Linked DNA regions of Homo sapiens: region 1 is linked to region 2. A link is a loop called in an ENCODE intact Hi-C map of the cell type or tissue named here. Cell type or tissue: HepG2. All regions are shown on one strand. Links, peaks and the distances in the headings refer to the core of each region. The heading gives the core; the rest is flanking DNA. Region 1 holds the start of LOC124903636 (a long non-coding RNA gene). Region 2 overlaps C16orf96 (chromosome 16 open reading frame 96).

Evidence for each region. Hi-C counts contacts between places; a loop is a spot of excess contacts. Peaks named below come from ENCODE experiments on the same cell type or tissue, not always from the same donor. Only the 100,000 strongest peaks of a DNase experiment are listed, where the experiment ranks them.
Region 1: a loop joins it to region 2, with 2.4 times the contacts of the local background. A loop is called at or near these places in 8 of 110 quality-filtered maps.

What each region holds. Positions count from the first base shown.
Region 1 is chr16:4,494,816-4,504,166 of GRCh38, reverse strand. All of the region lies in intron 1 of HMOX2 (heme oxygenase 2), which reads right to left. It overlaps LOC124903636 (a long non-coding RNA gene), which reads left to right and starts at 8,477. Exons shown (of 3, transcript XR_007064964.1): 1 at 8,477-8,885. RefSeq lists a silencer at 3,565-3,859. In HepG2, for the core only: no CTCF peak of the experiment used is centred there; DNase peaks (open chromatin) are centred at 2,766 and 3,696.
Region 2 is chr16:4,559,568-4,568,918 of GRCh38, reverse strand. All of the region lies in intron 1 of C16orf96 (chromosome 16 open reading frame 96), which reads right to left. It also overlaps the pseudogene SUB1P3. Among named protein-coding and RNA genes, the nearest start is that of C16orf96, 7.9 kb to the right of the region's middle. In HepG2, for the core only: no CTCF peak of the experiment used is centred there; no DNase peak of the experiment used is centred there; H3K27me3 peaks cover 2,304 bases.

The DNA.
Region 1 (9,351 bases), core at 697-8,696, 65 kb after region 2:
TCAGGACTTTGCTAGGCTGAAGGAAATATTAAGTTGGCCAATCAATTCCCATTGCCTGCTGCAAATGCTGAGCCTTTGTCAGCCAGGGAAACACAGTCCCATAACAAGGCAAGCTCATCCTCCATCCCTCGGGGCTTCTGCTCAGGCAATGTAAGGCGCAGCCCATTTGGGGAATCTTCCACATGAATAGCAGCACAGTAGCACCGACAACTAATAAAGTAACTCACAAAGACAGAACTGGGGCCAAATCAGGCCAAACTGGGCCAAGGAAAAAGAACTTATTTACTGAGCATTTTCTATGTGCTCTACCCAGAAACAGGTGTCAAGAAGAACACAGAAGTGTTAAGAAATGGTCCTTAAAAGGCCCAAGGCACATATCCTTCCTGAGTTTTCTCTAGATACCTAGTTACATTTTTGTTATCTTTTAGGATATTATAGTACATGGTTTGCTCACTGAGGTCTTTTTGAACCATCTCTCTCACCTTTAGATTTAGCATCTCTACTGGGATTATTTTAGGAAGTCAAGCAATAACTCATATAGCACAATGCCTACCATGTGATAAGCACTCAATGAATGTTACATCATGATCATACTTTATTTTGACTGAGGCTTAGTGATGTCTGAGAACACTCAGAAAATAAACATCGGGATGTACAGAAAAATGGAACCTTCTCTTGACTCCAAATCAGAGACACTCTACTCTGCAATAATGCTGATGAACTGTACGATGCACAGCACAGTCTAGAAGAATGTGAAAGCAGGCAGGTATTACATGCAGGGAAGAGTATGCAGAGGGCTTCCTGGGGCAGGACCCTCAACACAGACAGGATTTGGGGCAGGGCTGGGGGAGGGCCTCCAGATCAAGGGAATATTATGAACAAAGCCAGAAATGGGTAGTTCACAGAGATAGCATAAGGCTGCCCAGCTGTGCGTCCACTTACCAAGGGGCAAAAACAGGCATTGCAAGCTGTAGAATAAGCCTCACATGGGCCTTCAGACCTTGATTTATAAATGTTTTCTTTTTTTTTTTTGGTAAAAGTACAGCTTTGCTAGCCGGGCGCGGTGGCTCACGCCTGTAATCCCAACACTTTGGGAGGCCGAGGTGGGCAGATCAGGAGGTCAGGAGTCCGAGACCGGCCTGGCCAACATGGTAAAACCCTGTCTCTACTAAAAATACAAAAATTAGCCAGGCATGGTGGCACACACCTGTAATCCCAGCTACTCAGGAGGCTGAGGCAGGAGAATCGCTTGAACCTGGGAGGCGGAGGTTGCAGTGAGCCGAGATGGAGCCACTGCACTCCAGCCTGTAATCCCAGCTACTTGGGAGGCTGATGTAGGAGGATTTCTTGAGCCTGGGAGACAGAGGTTGCAGTGAGTCGAGATCATGCCACTGCACTCCAGCCTGGCCGACAAAGTAAGACTCTGTCTCAAAAATAAATAAATAAAATACTTTAAATAATAAGAACAGCTTTGCTGTACACCCTTGAGGACCCTGAGAGCCAAAATTTGTCTCTGGCTGCTCAGTTCTCAGGCAGCAGAGAAAAAGGTGCTGGGATGAAAACACTGAGCTATCTAGAGGAGGGAGGGGTGCAGTAAAGGGTCCTGGAGCCTCTAGATGGGTGATGGAAGTAAAGGACCAGGCTGAGGGCACACACACACCAGGCTGAGGGTCCAGGTACCCCAGGACCACAGGCCCCATGCTTCTTACAGGCAAAATGAGGCAAAGACAAGTGCCATCCATGGCCCAGGTTACCAACTGCAGTAACTTCAGCGTGCTTCTTGCCATTTGCACCTACTTATCATGCTGCACAACAGTGATAGGGAACGTGATTAAATCTCATTAACTGTGTTTTACTCAATAATAACTGCATGCTCTGGGAGAGTATAGTCTTGCTTAATTAAACAACAAGTCCTTGTGCTTCTCCGAAAAATACAAAAAGGAGCCAGGCACAGTGGTTCGCACCTATAATCCCAGCATTTAGGGAGGCCGAGGTGGGCAGATCACCTGAGGTCAGCAGTTCGAGACCAGCCTGGCCAACATGGTGAAAGCCCATCTCTACTAGAAATACAAAAATGAGCCAGGCATGGTGGTGGGCAATTTTTTGTAATCTGCTGTCCACGACTTCAAATTTTCTACACTCAAAATAGGTTCTACCGATTTTACTTTGAAGGAAAGCTAACAGGAAGAATACTGAGTTCTCAAGGCGGGCTGAAAGTACCAACTACCATCTGTACAGACCTGGGGGCTGGGGGCAGAGGAGGCTCCTGGGAAGGCTCGGTTAGCATATTCAACCCACAGACTGGGGCCAGGGGAGGCGACCCTGTGGCCTAGCCACTGTCCAAGGGAGTGGCCACACAGTGTGGCATTCAGAGGCCACCTTGCAACTGCAGAAACATAATTTTTTTTCACTTTCTGAAAAGCTACATGTCCAGACTTAGTCTGGCTGGTTTCTATACTTGAATGCTCTTTTCTTTGCAGGAACCATTGGAATCTCTAGAAAATTGAGGGCCAAATCATAAATATAGAACCTTTTTAGACTTCAATGTCTAATATCCACAAGAAGCTACATGTTCCCCACCCCCACAAAAGAGAAAAAAAGATCCTAAAATATTCCACTCTGGGAAATACACTTCAAGAAATAGTAATAGTAATTGTAATCTGTATCAAAATAATACCCAGCCATACTATGATGTTAGGAAAAAAACAACACACAGCCTAAGAACAAAGGGCATGACTGCTCAAACAACAGTCAACAATGGAATCCTGGCACAGCCGGGGCAAGTTGATAAGCTGTGTTCATGCATGGAAAAGCCTACAGAAACTTTTTATTTTTTTAAAAAGGATCCCAAACACCGACTATAACTGTGTGCAAAAGTATACTGATAATGACAAGTGGGAAATTTGGAGAGCTATAAATACTTGTTTTTTGTTGGACTTTTTAGCCAACTGGCTGCTTCTTTTATATGGAGTGACTCAATTCTCTTGGAAAGAAAAAGGGAAGAGGGAGGGGAAGGCAGCGAAGGGAAGGGAAAAAAGAAACCGAGAGACAGGAATTGGACCAAGCAAACCAGCTAAGATCCCGCACTGCATTAACTAACTAGTCAATGGAAGCTCCTGGGTCCTCTTTTCTGTTACAAATTCTAGAAAGGCCAGTCTACCCTCTCTCTTTCCCATTTCCAAAAAACTGGGACCCTCTGTTTATAAAATCTACCTCCACTACTCCATAATTCCAGTACTCCTAGCTGTTCACCTCATCAGCTGCTGATTCTCATTCCAACACCTGAGCTAACAGAAGCAGTAACAAAGTTCCTATCACAGTTACTTCAAGCAAAAGAGGTTCCTTTAGACCAGCTCAGCAGATCCAGAACACTGTCTCAAAGCTTTTGCTCCTGCTAAATTGCTGGCATGAGGCACTACCAGGACTTCTGAGACAACGAAGATGGTAAATCCTCCTCCATGGAGACTAAGTCCAACAAATTTCAGGTCAGGTAACTCAGTGCATTGCTACCAGGTGGGAATATAATCTAAGGACTATATTATAATTCATTTCCCATCTGGTCATACAGAAAGGAACAATAAAGACTTCTTTGCCCTGGAGAAACCTGAACTGAAGGAAGAGAGCAGGTTGCTGAGCTCAGCCAGCACCGAGAGTAAGCAACAGCAGACTGACTCACTCCCTGGAATGAGAACAATTCTGCAGGCTTCTGACTCAATGAAATAGTGACACTTGACAGTGACCAGCTACTACACTGCATGAGATGCCCACAACATGAACTCGGGTTGTTACCCCACAAACACAGGGAGGCTAAGTGGCTGCTCAGAGACTTCTGCACTGGGACTCCACGAGTGCTCCCTCCCTGCTGAACACCTTGCAGTTGGGCATCAGGATTCTTACCATCACCCTGGATGGGGGTCCCCTGCCTGCTTCCTAGAAGGCTGTTTGCAGCTCAGAGCTCACTCCGATATAAAATTGCCACCATATTAATATGAGGTGATTACGCTTCAGCTTCCACAACTGACTGTCATCCTGTCTTCCCAGTTAAACCAAAAGCTTCCTACAAGAGAGATCCAGATTCCCTCAGATTCAGATCAGGGTCCAATATGACTTATAGGCCAGCACCCTGGGGAGCATCCAACCTGAGTTACAGCTGTTGCAAATACACAGATGGAGTTCCTACTGAGAAAGCCAGTTAAATAGAGGATTTGTGTGCCTGTGCCTGTGTGTGTAACAAGAAAATAACAGCTAAATTCTAAAATACCAAGTAAAGTAATACAAATTTTTAATTGGGTCCCATGTCTCTAAATTAACTGTATGAAATCTGTTTTGACTTCTCTTCAGATCTGACTTGACTCCTAAGTTTTTAACTGACAATTATATTTATGGGGTACAGTGTGATGTTTGGACACATGTATACATTGGGGAATAATTAAATCAGGGTTATTAACATATCCATCAGCTCACATGCTTATCATTTCTTTGTGGTGACAACTTTTAAAATCCACTCTTTTACCAATTTTGAAGTATACAATACTATTATAATATTAACCATATTAACTATAGTCACCATGCTGTAAGGCAGATCATCAGACCTTATTTCTCCTAACTGAAATTTTGTACCCTTTGATCAACATCTCCCCTTTCCACACCCACCCTTCCCTTCCCCCAGCCGCTGGTAACCAACATGTTACACTCTCCTTCTATAACTGACTTTTTCAGATTTCACATATAAGTGATATCATGCACCATTTGTCTTTCTTTCTTTGGCTTACTTCACTTAGCATAATGTCCTCTAGATGCATCCATGTAGTCACAAATGACAGAATTTCCTTCTTGTTTATGGTTGAGTAGTATTCCATCGTGCATAAATACCAGCTTTTAAAAATCCATTAATCCACTGTGTGCTGCGAAGACTAAGTGGGCTAACACGCATGAATGTTTGACAAAATGCAGCACCACCTCAAATATTGAGCTCTTACTGAGGAAGTCGCTGGTGAGAATGAGCAATTGGGTGATTGTTAAACACTGAGGAAGAACAAGAAATCCAGCAATTTCAGATAGTTCTGGGCAGGTCACACCTGAGGACTTCTGACTCAGACCTCATTCTCCAGCAGCGTCAGGAAATAGGAATATCTGCCCTTTCTAAGGTGAGCCACGTGAGCACTGGAGGCTAGAATACCCACATTGCAGATGCCACTGGAGATTGGCTGAGCCACATGTTTGGGGCAGCAGACAGAGCTCAATCAGTTCTAATCCAACAAGGCACGAGATAACAGAGACTTCTCAACACCCTGAAGAAGCCACATCATCTAGAACTACAGCTTCTGAGTTTATAGAATAAATGGCCTGAGGTCTCCTCTGAACTCTGGTACTACCATTCCTCAGGAAATGTTATACATAAGCCCTTTCATTTCAATCGCTGGGGGAATTCAATCCCACGGTTCACTGAACGGAAGAATAAATATTAACCTCTTGATAAAAGAGCAAATCCAGGCTGGGTGCAGTGGCTCACACCTATAATCCTGACACTTTGGGAGGCCAAGGTGGGAGGATCACCTAAGCCTAGGAGCTCAAGACTAGCCTGGGCAACACAGTCAGACCTTGTCTCTACGAAAAATAAAATAATTAGCCAGGCGTGGTGACACACACCTGTAGTCCCAACCACTCGGGAAACTGGGGCAAGAGGATCTTTTGACCCCAGGAGTTCAAGGATGCAGTGAACTATGATCACACCGTTGCACTCCAGCCTGGCAAGGGAGTGAGATGCAAAAAAAAAAAAAGAGCAAGTTAAGACTGAATCCAGCCGGGTGTGGTGGCTCATGTCTGTAATCCCAGCACTTTGGGAGGCCGAGCGGGTAGATCACCTGAGGTCAGGCATTCAAGACCAGCCTGGCCAACATGGCAAAACCCCATCTCTACTAAAAATATAAAAAAATTAGCCAGGTGTGGTGGTGTGTGACTCTAATCCCAAATACTTGGGAGGCTGAGGCACGAGAATTTCTGGAACCTAGGAGGTGGAGGTTGCAGTGAGCCGACAGTGCCACTGCGCTCCAGCCTGCACAACAGAGCAAGACTGTGTCTCAAAAAAAAAAAAAAAAAAAAAAAGACAATGAATCCTGGAAAAGTGGGGACTCTGGGGACACAAAGCACTTGAGTCAGATTACTAAATAAGCACTTGCGCATTTGGGCAAGAAGGCAGGCAAAAGCAAAACAACTGCAAACTAATTTAAAGGCATTAACCTCTTAAGTAACCTCAAAAACTGACAAGAGACCGGTTGTGGTAGCTCAAGCCTGTAATCTCTGCACTTTGGAACTCTGAGGCAGAAGGATCACTTGTGGCCAGGAGTTCAACACCATCCTGGGCAACAAAGTGAGACCCCCTCCATCTCAAAAAATACATTGAATAAAAAAGACAACTGAATAGCAGTTCAAGAAGTCCAAGACTTTTCTTGCAGGCTTTTTTACTGGAGAAGAGAAGTGTGCTCATCTCTAGCCATGTTCAAATACAACTGAGCAAGCAGTGAAGACAGACACCAAGGACAGAACCTGAGACACTGAAATGAGTTCAAAGAAGGGGCCTGGAATCGACTATTGTTGGGACAATGATGAGTCCTGGTAGAGCCTTCCTATTATAACTGAAATAAGCACAAGACTCGCCCCTGTTCCCTGATTGCCACCTCGCTTTATATGAGGACAATGTGTCCCAGGGCTGAGAAGATGAGGATTCTTTAGTTCCATAAGCAGCACCAGGAGCGGGAGGGGTGAAGTCCTGAGTGAATTCTAAAATGGTTCTGGTGGGATTTTTACAGGGACAGAGGCTAGACTTCATGCATCCCACAGGGCTGGCTTTAACTAATGAAACCTTGGGTCATCCCTAGGTTACCATCAAGCAAAAATTATTCCAACACTGAACAACCTTGAAAGCAGGTGTCGTGTGGATAAGTGGAGTCAGTCATGTTTCCTTTCATACAGGCACAAAAATTGTCACCTGTAAGCTTCAGCTTCTATCATAAACAAGGACTGTGAATAGCATTTGGGGGTGGAGGGAAAAAAAGTAGGTGATTAAGATGCATATGCAGAACTGTCATTTTGGGAAACCTGAGAGTGCCATCAGCTCCCAGGTGCTTTCCTCTCTATAAACAGCCTGAAGCCTTAGAAGCCATTCCTGGAGGCTGGTACTGGTAGCTCACACCTATAATCTCTGTACTTTGGGAGGCCGAGGCTGAAGGATCACTTGAGTCCAGGAGTTTGAGACCAGCCTAGGAAACATAGTGAGACCCCCCGTCTCTACAAAAAAAAAAATAATAATAAAATAATTTTTTTTTAAAAGAAGCCATTCCTGCCTTGGCAGAAGGCCCTCAAGTTCACCCAAGAGAGCACCAGACTATAAGTCTGACAGACCTGGGTATACCAGGCTAAGTCACTTTCAAGCAATGTCTCACTGGCTCTGAAGAAACTAAGATCAAGAGAATTAACATGGGCAAGATCACTCAGAGAGCTAATGGTCAAGTTGAGACTAAACTTGAGTCATTCTGAATGCAAGGTGACTCCTCCTGTGTCCCTGGCTAATCCTCATTGGTTCCTGCATGTGAGATTAGTATAGTGTCACCACAGACTGCTAGCAACAAGGAAACTGAAGTTATGGGCTACAGAGGCACTCGTACCACACTGCATTTATGCATGCAGTAGAGAGGTTAAACTACAGCCTGTAATTTGTTGTTTTAGTATGAAAAGTGAGCAAGAGGCCAGGCATGGTGACTCACACCTATAATCCCAGCTCTTTGGGAGGCCGAGGCGGGCAGATCACTTGAGGTCAGGAGTTCGAGAGCAGCCTGGCCAACATGGTGAGACCCCAACTCTACTAAAAATAGAATTATTAGCCAGGCGTGGTGGCGCACACCTGTAATCCCAGCTACACAGGAGGCTGAGGCAGGAGAATCTCTTGAACCCAGGAGGTGGAGGCTGCAATGAGCTAGACTGATCCACTGCACTCCAGCCTGGGCAACAGAGCGAGACTCCATCTAAAAAAAAAAAAAAAAAGAAAGAAAAGTGAGCAAGATTCTATTATTTCTGAGAAATAAGTGCTCAGGCCCAGTTGAAGATTCCGAAGTTGATGCTGCTTGTCCCTAAAACACTCACCTTGGCTCACTCAAATTACACAACAACCTGAGAAGATTGTTCCCTGGTGAGATCTATTTTTGATGACTAACAGGGCAGGCCAAGGCTGGTTCCAGCAGGGGAGGATGGCATACCCCACCACTCAGTGCCTGAAAAGAGGCAATCAGACCTGCCAGACCTTAGTGGACAATGAAGCCAGGGGCTCCAGAGCATCCCTATACCAAAGGGAGGTCACAATAGGGTCTGCACATCTCTATAGCACCCACTGCCATAGTAACTGAAGAGAAATAGACTAAACTGTGTCAAGCATGTATTGAGTATTTAAAATCTAAGCAGTTCTATCTTTCTGCCTACTGAAATATATTGTGCCTCAGAAATGGTAGTGCAATGGATAGAAAGTATGTTAACATAAACTTCCTGTAAAATTAGTAACTCCATAGGACAAGCCTTTGGTCAATCGAACAAGGTGGCTCCAATTTCTCACTCTGGGCCTGCAAGGTATCTTTACACGTTTCCACAGGCCTATAGAGTAAGGTATTATTCCTAGGCTTCTTCACAATGACTGCCCAGATTCTGGTGGGGACTGAAATTGGGGAAAGGAACAAGCCCAGACCAAGAACCAGTAACTCCACATATGGTTGGCTCATCCTACATAGACTGTGCCTATGGTGGGACAGAACTAGCAGCAGCAGCTATTGGACTTGCTCAAAGAAGGATGGTCGGCTTTCCCAGCACTACCAGCAGGCCCTGCCTACACCCAAAGAGTGGTAAGGGGAATGGAATCTGCTTCCTTCTTATCCTCTGACTCACTATCTTAATGCACAAGGCACCAAGAGTGCCTAAAAAAAGGAGGTCCTCAACTGTTTTCCTCCCTTAGTATATAGGGCCTGATTTGCACATGAATGACAACGTCCCATAGGACTAGTCGGGCAGAGTGTCCAGAAAATATATTGCAGATGATGTGAAATTACTAGCAATTAGCTGTAAATGCAGCCCTCTCTTCTACTCTAAACAACTTCTCAGAATGAGAGCCAACTTACAGGGATAATGTTTAACCCAATCAAACCGAGACTGGTCTTGACCTCCTAGCCTCAACAATCCTCCCACTTTGGCCTCCCAAAGTGCTGTGATTACAGGTATGAACCACCATGCCTGGCCAAACTTTTTTTTTTTAGACAGTCTCACTTTTTCACGCAGGCTGGAGTGCAGTGGTGTGATCATAGCTCACTGCAG
Region 2 (9,351 bases), core at 695-8,694:
GTGGCTCACATCTGTAATCCCAGCATTTTGGGGGGCTGAAGCAGGTGGATCACTTGAGCCCAGGAGTTCGAAACCAGCCTGGGCAACATAGCGGTCTCCCATCTCTACAAAAAAATACCAAAATTAGACAGGCGTGGTGGTGCATGCCTGTAGTCCCAGGTCCCTGGGAGGATGAGATGGGAGGATCTTCCTAGCCCAGGAGGTTGAGGCTGAAGTGAGCTGTGATTGCACTACTGCCCTCCAGCTTGGGTGACAGAGTGAGACTCTGTCTCAAAAAAAAAAAAAAAAATTAAAAAGAAAAGAAAAAGAAAAAAAGAAGAGCAAGAGGCTGGGTTCAGTGGCTTACACCTGTAATCCCAGCATTTTGGGTAGCTGCAGTGGAAGGATGGCTTGAGCCCAGGGGTTCCAGAGCAGCCTGGGCAACCAAGGGAGACCCTGTCACTATAAAATAAATAAAATTAACAAAACAAAAGGCCAGCAAGAAAAGAGAAGATTTGAACAATAGTATAAACCAACTAGACATAACAGATATCTACGGAATACCCCACTCAACAATGGTAGAATACATATTATTCTCAAATGCACATAGAATACTCTCCAGGGTAGACCATATGGTAAAGCCATAAAACAAGCCTTAACAAATTTCAAAAGGACTGAAATTATGCAAAATACATACTCTGACCACAATGGAATTAAATTAGAAAGCAACAGAAGAGGCCAGGTATGGTGGCTCATGCCTGTAATTCAGCACTTTGGGAGCTTGAGGCAGGAGTATCATTTGAGCTCAGGAGTTCCAGACCAGCCTGGGCAACATAGTGAGCTCCCGTCTCTATAATTCAAAAATAAAATAAAAAAGTTCTTGGATTGCCAATGGCTCCCATAGACAGGGCTTAAAACAAACAAACAAACAAAAAACAAAAACAGGCCGGACGTGGTGGCTCACATCTGTAATCCCAGCACTTTGAGAGGCTACAGCAGGCAGATCATGAAGTCAGGAGATCGAGACCATCCTGGCCAACATGGTGAAACCCCATCTCTACTAAAAATACAAAAATTAGCTGGGTGTGGTGGTGCGTGCCTGTAGTCCCAGCTACTCGGGAGGCTGAGGCAGGAGAACTGCTTGAACCCAGGAGCAGAGGTTGTAGTGAGCCAAGGTCATGCCATTGCACTCCATCCTGGTGACAGAGGAAGACTTCATCTCAAAAAAAAAAAAAAAAAAAAAAAAAGGCAACAGAAGAAACTATTGAAAATTCACAAACATGTAAAAATTTAAAAAACATTCTACTAAATGACAAATATGTCAAAGAAGAAATCACAAAAGGAATATGTCAAAGAAGGCCGGGCGCGGTGGCTCACACCTGTAATCCCAGCACTTTGGGAGGCCGAGGTGGGCGGATGATGAGGTCAGATCAAAACCATCCTGGCTAACACGGTGAAACCCCGTCTCTACTAAACATACAAAAAAAAATTAGCCGGGCGTGGTGGCGGGCACGTGTAGTCCCAGCTACTTGGGAGGCTGAGGCAGGAGAATGGCGTGAACCCAGGAGTCTGAGCTTGCAGTGAGCCAAGATCGCGCCATTGCACTCCAGCCTGGGTGACAGAGCGAGACTCCATCTCAAAAAAAAAAAAAAAAAAAAAGAAAAGAAATATGTCAAAGAAGAAATCACAATAGAAATAGAAATTAGAAACTAATTTGAAATGAGTTAAAATGAAAGCACAACACACCAGAACTTACGGGATGCAGCTAAAGTGGTGATTAGACACTTAGAACACTTATTGTTGTAAGTGACTATATTAACAAAGAAAGATCTTGAATCAATAACTTAACCTTCCACCTTAAGACACTGGAACAAAGAAAAGCAAACTGAACCTAAAACAAATAGAAATAAGAAAATAACAAAGAATATGGTGAAATTAATGAAATAGAGGATAAAAAAATAGTACAGAAAAATCAATGAAACTAAACACTGGTTAATTGAAAAGGTCAACAAAATTGACAAACTTTTAGCTAGATTGGCCAAGAATCAGACTCAAATTATTAGAATCAGAAATGAAAGAGAGGGCATTCTATCAACTCTACAGAAATAAAAAGGATTATAAAGAAATACTATGAATAATTGCCTGTGGACAAATTATATAATTTAGGTGAAATGGACAAATTCCTAGAAAATCATTAAAACTGACTCAAGCAGAAATAGACAATCCGAGTAAACCTAAAACAAGTGAAGAGATTAAAGTCATAATAAAAAGTACCTTTTGTGCTTCAAAAGACACCAGCAAGAAAATGAAAATACAACCCACAAAATGGGAGAAAACCTCATTTTGCAAATCATATATCTGACCCAGTATATGCAGAATATATACAGAACTCTTACAACTCAATGATACAAATAACCCAATTAAAAATGGGCAAAGATCTGAATAGACATTTCTCCAAAGATGATGTGTAAATGGCCAATAAGCACATAAAAAGAAAAGATGCTCAACATCATTCGTCATCAGGGAAATGAAAATCAAAACTACAATGAGATACCACTTCAAACTCTGTAGGATGGTCAGAAGCGAAAGTCAGATACTAAGTGCTGTTAACCATAAGGAGAAATCGTAATTCTCATACACTGCTGCTGGGAATGTAAATTGTGCAGCCATTTTAGAAGTCAGTGTGGCAGTTCCTCACAAGATTATAGAGATACCAGATGATCTCTGATTCTAATCCTAGGTATATTCCCAAAAGAAATGAAAACATAGGTCCATATAAAAACTTGCACACATGGGCCAGGCATGGTAGCTCACGTCTGTAATCCGACTGCTTTCGGAGGCCAAGGTGGAAGAGTGCTTGAGGTCAGGAGTTCAAGACCAGCGTGGGCTGTTAACACAGCAAGACCACATCTCTACATAAAACTTAAAAATTAGCCAGGCATGGTGGCAAGCGCCTGTAGTCCCAGAAACTTGGGAGGCAGAGATGGGAGGATCGCTTGAGACCAGGAGTTTGAGGCTGCAGTGAGCTATGGTGGCACCACTGAACTTCAGCCAGGGCAACAGAGCAAGACCTTGTCCCTAAAAACAAAACAGAAGTTTGTACATGAATGCTTATAGCAGCATATTCATAACAGTCAAAAGGTAGAAACGAGGCTGGGTGTGGTGGCTGATGTCTGTAATCCCAGCACCTCGGGAGGACAAAGTGGGCAGATCACCTGAGGTCAGGAGTTCGAGATCAGCCTGGCCAACATGGTAAAACCCCGTCTCTACGAAAAATACAAAAATTAGCCGGGTGTGGTGGTGGGCAGCTGTAATCCCAGCTACTCGGGAGGCTGAGGCACAAGAATCACTTGAACCCAGGAGGTGGAGGTTGCAGTGAGCTGAGACTGTGCCACTGCACTCCAGCCTGGGCGCCAGAGCCAGACTCCCTGCATCTTGCGTGGAGATTGCAGTGGTGCCATCTCAGCTTACTACAACCTCCCCCTCTGTGTGATATGCAGTGAGAGGTTTCTCACCCAAGACCCACCTGCTGTCTCACATGTAGGGGACATGCTCTGGACTCCTGTCCTGGGGAAGAAGGGGCAGGAGAGAGAGCTGTGGGGAAAGTGGCTGAGGTCTTTTTTCTGCCCAGGGTGACTGGGCCACATTCAGGGCTTGGATGGTGCTGAGTTCAAGGGAAAGTGCGTCCCCGACAGTTGCCCTTCCAGAAGCTGACCCATGCCATAGTCCTCGAGGCAGGGCTTGTCCAAACCTGCTCTCTCTCTCTCTCAAGAGGGCTTTAAGGATGCTGGGGTTCAGCTAGGGCCCAGTACTTACAAAGGCCTTAAGAGGCCTGAAAAAGGGGCTAAGGCAAACACCCCCTCAGACAAGCAGCTAGACTTGTCCACACGGTCACATGTGGGACTTTGGAAAACAGGAATGCTAACATTTCCCTCCACGGAAACGAGGAATGTAAGAGCACTTCACGACACTGTGAAGGTGACACCAATGACATCTGAGTGTTCGTTACCATTACTGCAATCATGGCAACCTTGGTCCTCTAACACCCCAAAGTGTCTTCCACACCTTTAAGCAATGTTACAAAATAGTTAAAAACCCAATTTTTATTTGTATTTTATTTATTGTTTTTGAGATGGAGTTTTGCTCTGTCGCTCAGGCTGGAGTGCAGCGGCGCGATCTCGGTTCACTGAAATCTCCACCTCTCGGGTTCAAGCGATTCTCGTGCCTCAGCCTCTCGAGTGGCTGGGACTACAGGCACGCACCACCATGCCCAGCTAATTTTTGTATTTTTAGTAAAGACAAGGTTTTGCCACATCGGCCAGGCTGGCCTGGAACTCCTGAGCTCAGGTGATCCTTCTGCCTCAGCCTCCCAAAGTGCTGGGATCATAGGCGTAAACCACCACGCCCAGCCTTAAAAATCCAATTTAAATGTGACATCATTTTAACCTGTACAATATACAGCAGGTGCTTTGTAGTTTCTGAGGGAGTAAAATGGGGAGGGTGTTTAGAAATAAAGAAAGCAACAATAGGTTGTTAGCATCCCCTTAGACTGGATCCCTCTCCCGGGGACTTCCTGGACCCAGTGCATGCAGATGGCATCACCTGAGCTGCAGAAGCTGCGTGCACATATCCAACCAAGTCTGACAATGGCCAAGAACAAATTAGGAGGGCAGAAGTCCACGAATGGACTTCACAAAGCCAGCCAAAAACACTTTAAGGCTAAAAACAAAGCAAAACCAGTTACCACTAATCTTTTCTTCTTCTTTTTTTTAAGATGGAGTTTCATTTTGTCTCCCAGGCTGGAGTGCAGTGGCGCAATCTCGGCTCACTGCAACCTCTGCCTCCCAGGTTCAAGCAATTCTCTTGTCTCAGCCTCCCGACTAGCAGCTAATTTTTGTATTTTTAGTAGAGACGGGATTTCACCATGTTGGCCAGGCTGGTCTTGAACTCCTGAGCTCAGGTGATCCGCCCACTTCGGCCTCCGAAAGTGCTGGGATTACAGGTGGGAGCCACCACACCTGGCAGTTACCACTAGTCTTAAGACAAATGTTATGATTTAAAAGTCAACAGAGGCCGGGCACAGTGGCTCATGCCTGTAATCCCAGCACATTGGGAGGCCCAGGCGGGTGGATCACCTGAGCTCGGGAGTTCAAGACCAGCCTGGCCAACATGGTGAAACCCCGTCTCTACTAAAAATACGAAAATTAGCTGGGCATGGTGGTGCACGCTTGTAATCCCAGTTACTCAGGAAGCTGAAGCAGGAGAATCGCTTGAACCCAGGAGGCAGAGGCTGCAGTAAGCCAAGATCATGCTGCTGCCCACCAGCCTGGGCAACAGAGCGAGACTCCGTCTCAAAACAAACAAACAAACAAAAAAAAGGTTAACAGAGGGTGGGCGCAGTGGCTCAAGCCTGTAATCCCAGCACTTTGGGCTGAAGTGGGAGGATTACTTGAGCTCAAGAGTTCGAGACCAGCCTGGGGAACATGGCAACACCCTGTCTCTACAAAAAATACAAATTAGCCAGTGTGGTGGCACAGGCCTGTAGTCCTACCTACTCAGGAGGTTGAGGTGGGAGGATTGCCTCCAGGGTTGAGCCCGGGAGGTTGAGGCTGCAGTGAGCTGAGATCGAGCCACTGCACCCCAGCCTGGGCGACAGAGTGAGACCCTGCCTTAAAAATAAAAACAAACGAGTCAGTCATGAGCGAACGAGCAAGAGGGTGTTCCACTGCTAGAGCCGAGCGAAGCGATGCCTAAAGCAAAGGAACTTGTTTCTTCAAACTCTTCTGGCAGTGATTCTGACAGTGAGGTTGACAAAAACTTAAAGAGGAAAAAGCAAGTTGCTCCAGAAAAACCTGTAAAGAAGCAAAAGACAGGCGAAACTTGGAGAGCTCTGTCATCTTCTGACAGAGGAGCAGCAGCAGAGATGGTAACATGTTTCAGATTGGGAAAATGAGGTACGTTGGCGTTCAAGATTTTAAAGGCAAAGTGCTAATTGATATTGGAGAATATTGGATGGATCCTGAAGGTGAAATGAAACCAGGAAGAAAAGGTATTTCTTTAAATCCAGAACAATGGAGCCAGCTGACAGAACAGATTTCTGACACTGATGATACAGTAAGAAACCTGTAAAATTCGAGCCATATAAATAAAACCTGTACTGTTCTAGTTGTTTTAATCTGTCTTTTTACATTGGCTTTTGTTTTCTAAATGTTCTCCAAGCTATTATATGTTTGGATTGCAGAAGAATTTGTAAGATGAATACTTTTTTTATATGTGCATTATTAAAAATGTTGAATGAAGCTAATTGTCAACTTTATTAAGGATTGCTTTGTGTGCCCACCACCTAGTGTAAAATAAAATCAAGTAATACAATCTTAAAAAATAAAGACAAACAAAAAAATTGAGTGAATAAAGGTTTTGTAAATATATAAAAGAACTTGCACTCTTCTCAAAAGGCTTTTCTCTTTTTTTTTTTTTTGACACAGTCTTGCTCCATTGTCCAGGCTGTAATATTAATAATAGCTCACTGCAGCCTCGACCTCCCAGGCTCAAGCAATCCTGCCTCAGCCTCCTGAGTACCTGGGACTACAGGTGCACCACCATGCCCAGCCAATTTCAAAATTTTTTGGTAGAAAGGGAGTCTCGCCATGTTGCTCAGGCTGGTCTTGAACTCCTGGGCTCAAGCGATCCTCCCACCTCAGCCTCTCAAAGTGCGGGGATTACAGGCATGAGCCACCACACCTGGCAATCTTTTCTCTTGAACATCTGTAGAAAGAACTGATTCCCCATTGGCATCATGAAAGTGAACCAGTTAATGTTGATGAAGCTACAGGATTAATGGCTTAGTTGTAATGCAGTGGCGATGCATCTCATTCCCTCAAAAAGACCAATAAGTTAAAGGTTTTCTACAATTTAAAAAAATACCCTAAGCCTTGGACCCACAATGTTATGGAAACAGGGTTAGACGAAACAGTTTCAACAACAAACAGCTGACATCATCCCTTGTTTTCGCCTGTGAGGCCAGCTGCAAGAGGTTATTATTACAGGGGAGAAAAACCGAGGCCTGAAGGAGGCAGACTGGGACTCGCGAAAGGAACATTGTAAAACACGTTTGTTTGCCAGGCGACCCCCCGGCAGCCTCACTAGTTGGTGGGTGCAGACAGTTAGCTGTGCAGTTTGCATCATTCTAGAACCAGCTGCCATGGCAACCCCCTTCAATGGGTCATTGTGGGAACCTCGGGCAACTTCAATCAGGCTGGGACAAGGCAAGATTCTCTAATGATGGGGACATTCCTTAGCTGCACAAACAGTCCTGAAGGCTGTACAGCTAGGTCTGAACCTGTCCACGAGCCCCTTTTGTGAGCTGGGTGGGTTGCCCTGTTGAGCTGCTTTTTAGAAGCCTTCATCCATCAAGGCAGGCCAGGGGGCAAGCTGCCTCTGGAGTGCCGGCACCTTGGATCCTGGTATCTGCCCATCCTGCCTGCAAGGCCCTCATAACTTGCCCTCAGCCACCCCAGGCAGCCCTGTCTCTAGTAACAATTTTTGTCTTGAAGTCTATCTTGTCTGAGAAGATCCCACTCTCCTCTGGTCACTGCTTGCAAGGAATATCTTTTGTTATTTTTTAATTTTTTTGAGATGGAGTTTCGCTTTTGTCACCCAGGCTGGAGTGTGGTGGCGCGATCTTGGCTCACTGCAAATTCTGCCTCCTGGGTTCAAGTGACTCTCCTGCCTCAGCCTCCCCAGTAGCTGGGATTAACAGGCTCCCGCCACCACGCCAGGCTAATTTTTTTTTTTTGACGGAGTTTCAGCTCTTGTTGCCCAGGCTGGAGTGCAATGGCGCAATCTCGGCTCACCACAACCTCCACCTCCCAGGTTCAAGCCGTTCTCAGCCTCCCAAGTAGCTGGGATTACAGGCATGTGCCATCACATCCGACTAATTTTGTATTTTTAGTAGAGACGGGTTTCTCCATGTTGGTCAGGCTGGTCTTGAATTCCTGACCTCAGGTGATCCACCCACCTCAGCCTCCCAAAGTGTTGGGATTATAGGGGTGAGCCACTGTGCCCCGCTGGAATATCTTTTTATATCATTTTACTTTTAACGTATTTGTGTCTTGTCTTTTTTTCGTAGAGACAGGATCTCACTCTGTCACCCAGGCTGGAGTGCAGTGGGGCCATCAGAGCTCACTGCAATCACCAACTCCTGGGCTCAAGTGATCCTCTTGCCTCAGCCTCCCAAAGAGCTGAGATTACAGGTGCATGCCACTGTGCCTGGCCCTATTTGTGTCTTTGAATCTTAAATGTGTCTCTTGCAAACCTCATATAGTAGTTAGGTCATGTTTTTTTTTTGTGTGTTTGTTTGTTTTTTATCTATTCTGCCAATCTCTGCTTTTTTTTGTGGTAAAATACCCATAATATTAAAGTATAAAAATATTTTAGTATTGGCCGGGCTTAGTGGCTCATGCCTGTAATCTCAGCACTTTGGGAGGCCAAGGCGGGTGGATCACGAGGTCAGGAGATCAAGATCATCCTGGCCAACATGGTGAAACCGCGTCTCTACTAAAAATACAAAAATTAGCTGGGTGTGGTGGCGGGCACCTACAGTCCCAGCTACTTGGGAGGCTGAGGCAGAAGAACTGCTTGAACCTGGGAGGCAGAGGTTGCAGTGAGCTGAGACCACACCACTGCACTCCAGCCTGGGCAACAGAGTGAGACTCCATCTCAAAAACAAACATATATATAAAAATGCAAAGAAAAATTAGCCAGGCATGGTGGCGCGCACCTGTATTTCCAGCTACTCAGGAGGCTGAAGCACGAGAGTCACTTGAACCTTGGAGGCAGAGGTTGCAGTGAGCAGAGATTGCACCAGTCCACTCCAGCCTGGATGACAGAGTGAGACTCTGTCTCAAAAAAATAAAAATAAAATAAAAATGAAGTGTGCAATTTGAGGGCATTTGGTATGTACACCACTATCTACTTCCAAGACACTTCATTCTCCTAAAAGGAAATCCCGTCCCTGTTACAGTCTCTCTCTGTTCCCCCCTTCCTGAGCCTCTGGAAACCACTAATCTACTTTCTGTCTCTATGAAATACACAGATTATGCCTTTAGATGAAATGTCCAGAATAGGCAAATCCGTAAGACAGAAAGCAGATTAGTGGTTGTCAGGGGTTGCAGGGAGGAGAAGTAAAGGGGAAATAGGGTTTTTTCCTTTCAGGGTGATGGAAATGGCTTAGAACTAGATAGAGGTGGCTGGCTGCACAACAATGTCAATATATCGTGTGCCACCGAATTTTCATTAATTCAGTGTTTAATGTCCACTTTTAAATGGTTGATTTTATGTTAGGTCAATTTCCCCTCAATTTATTTATTTATT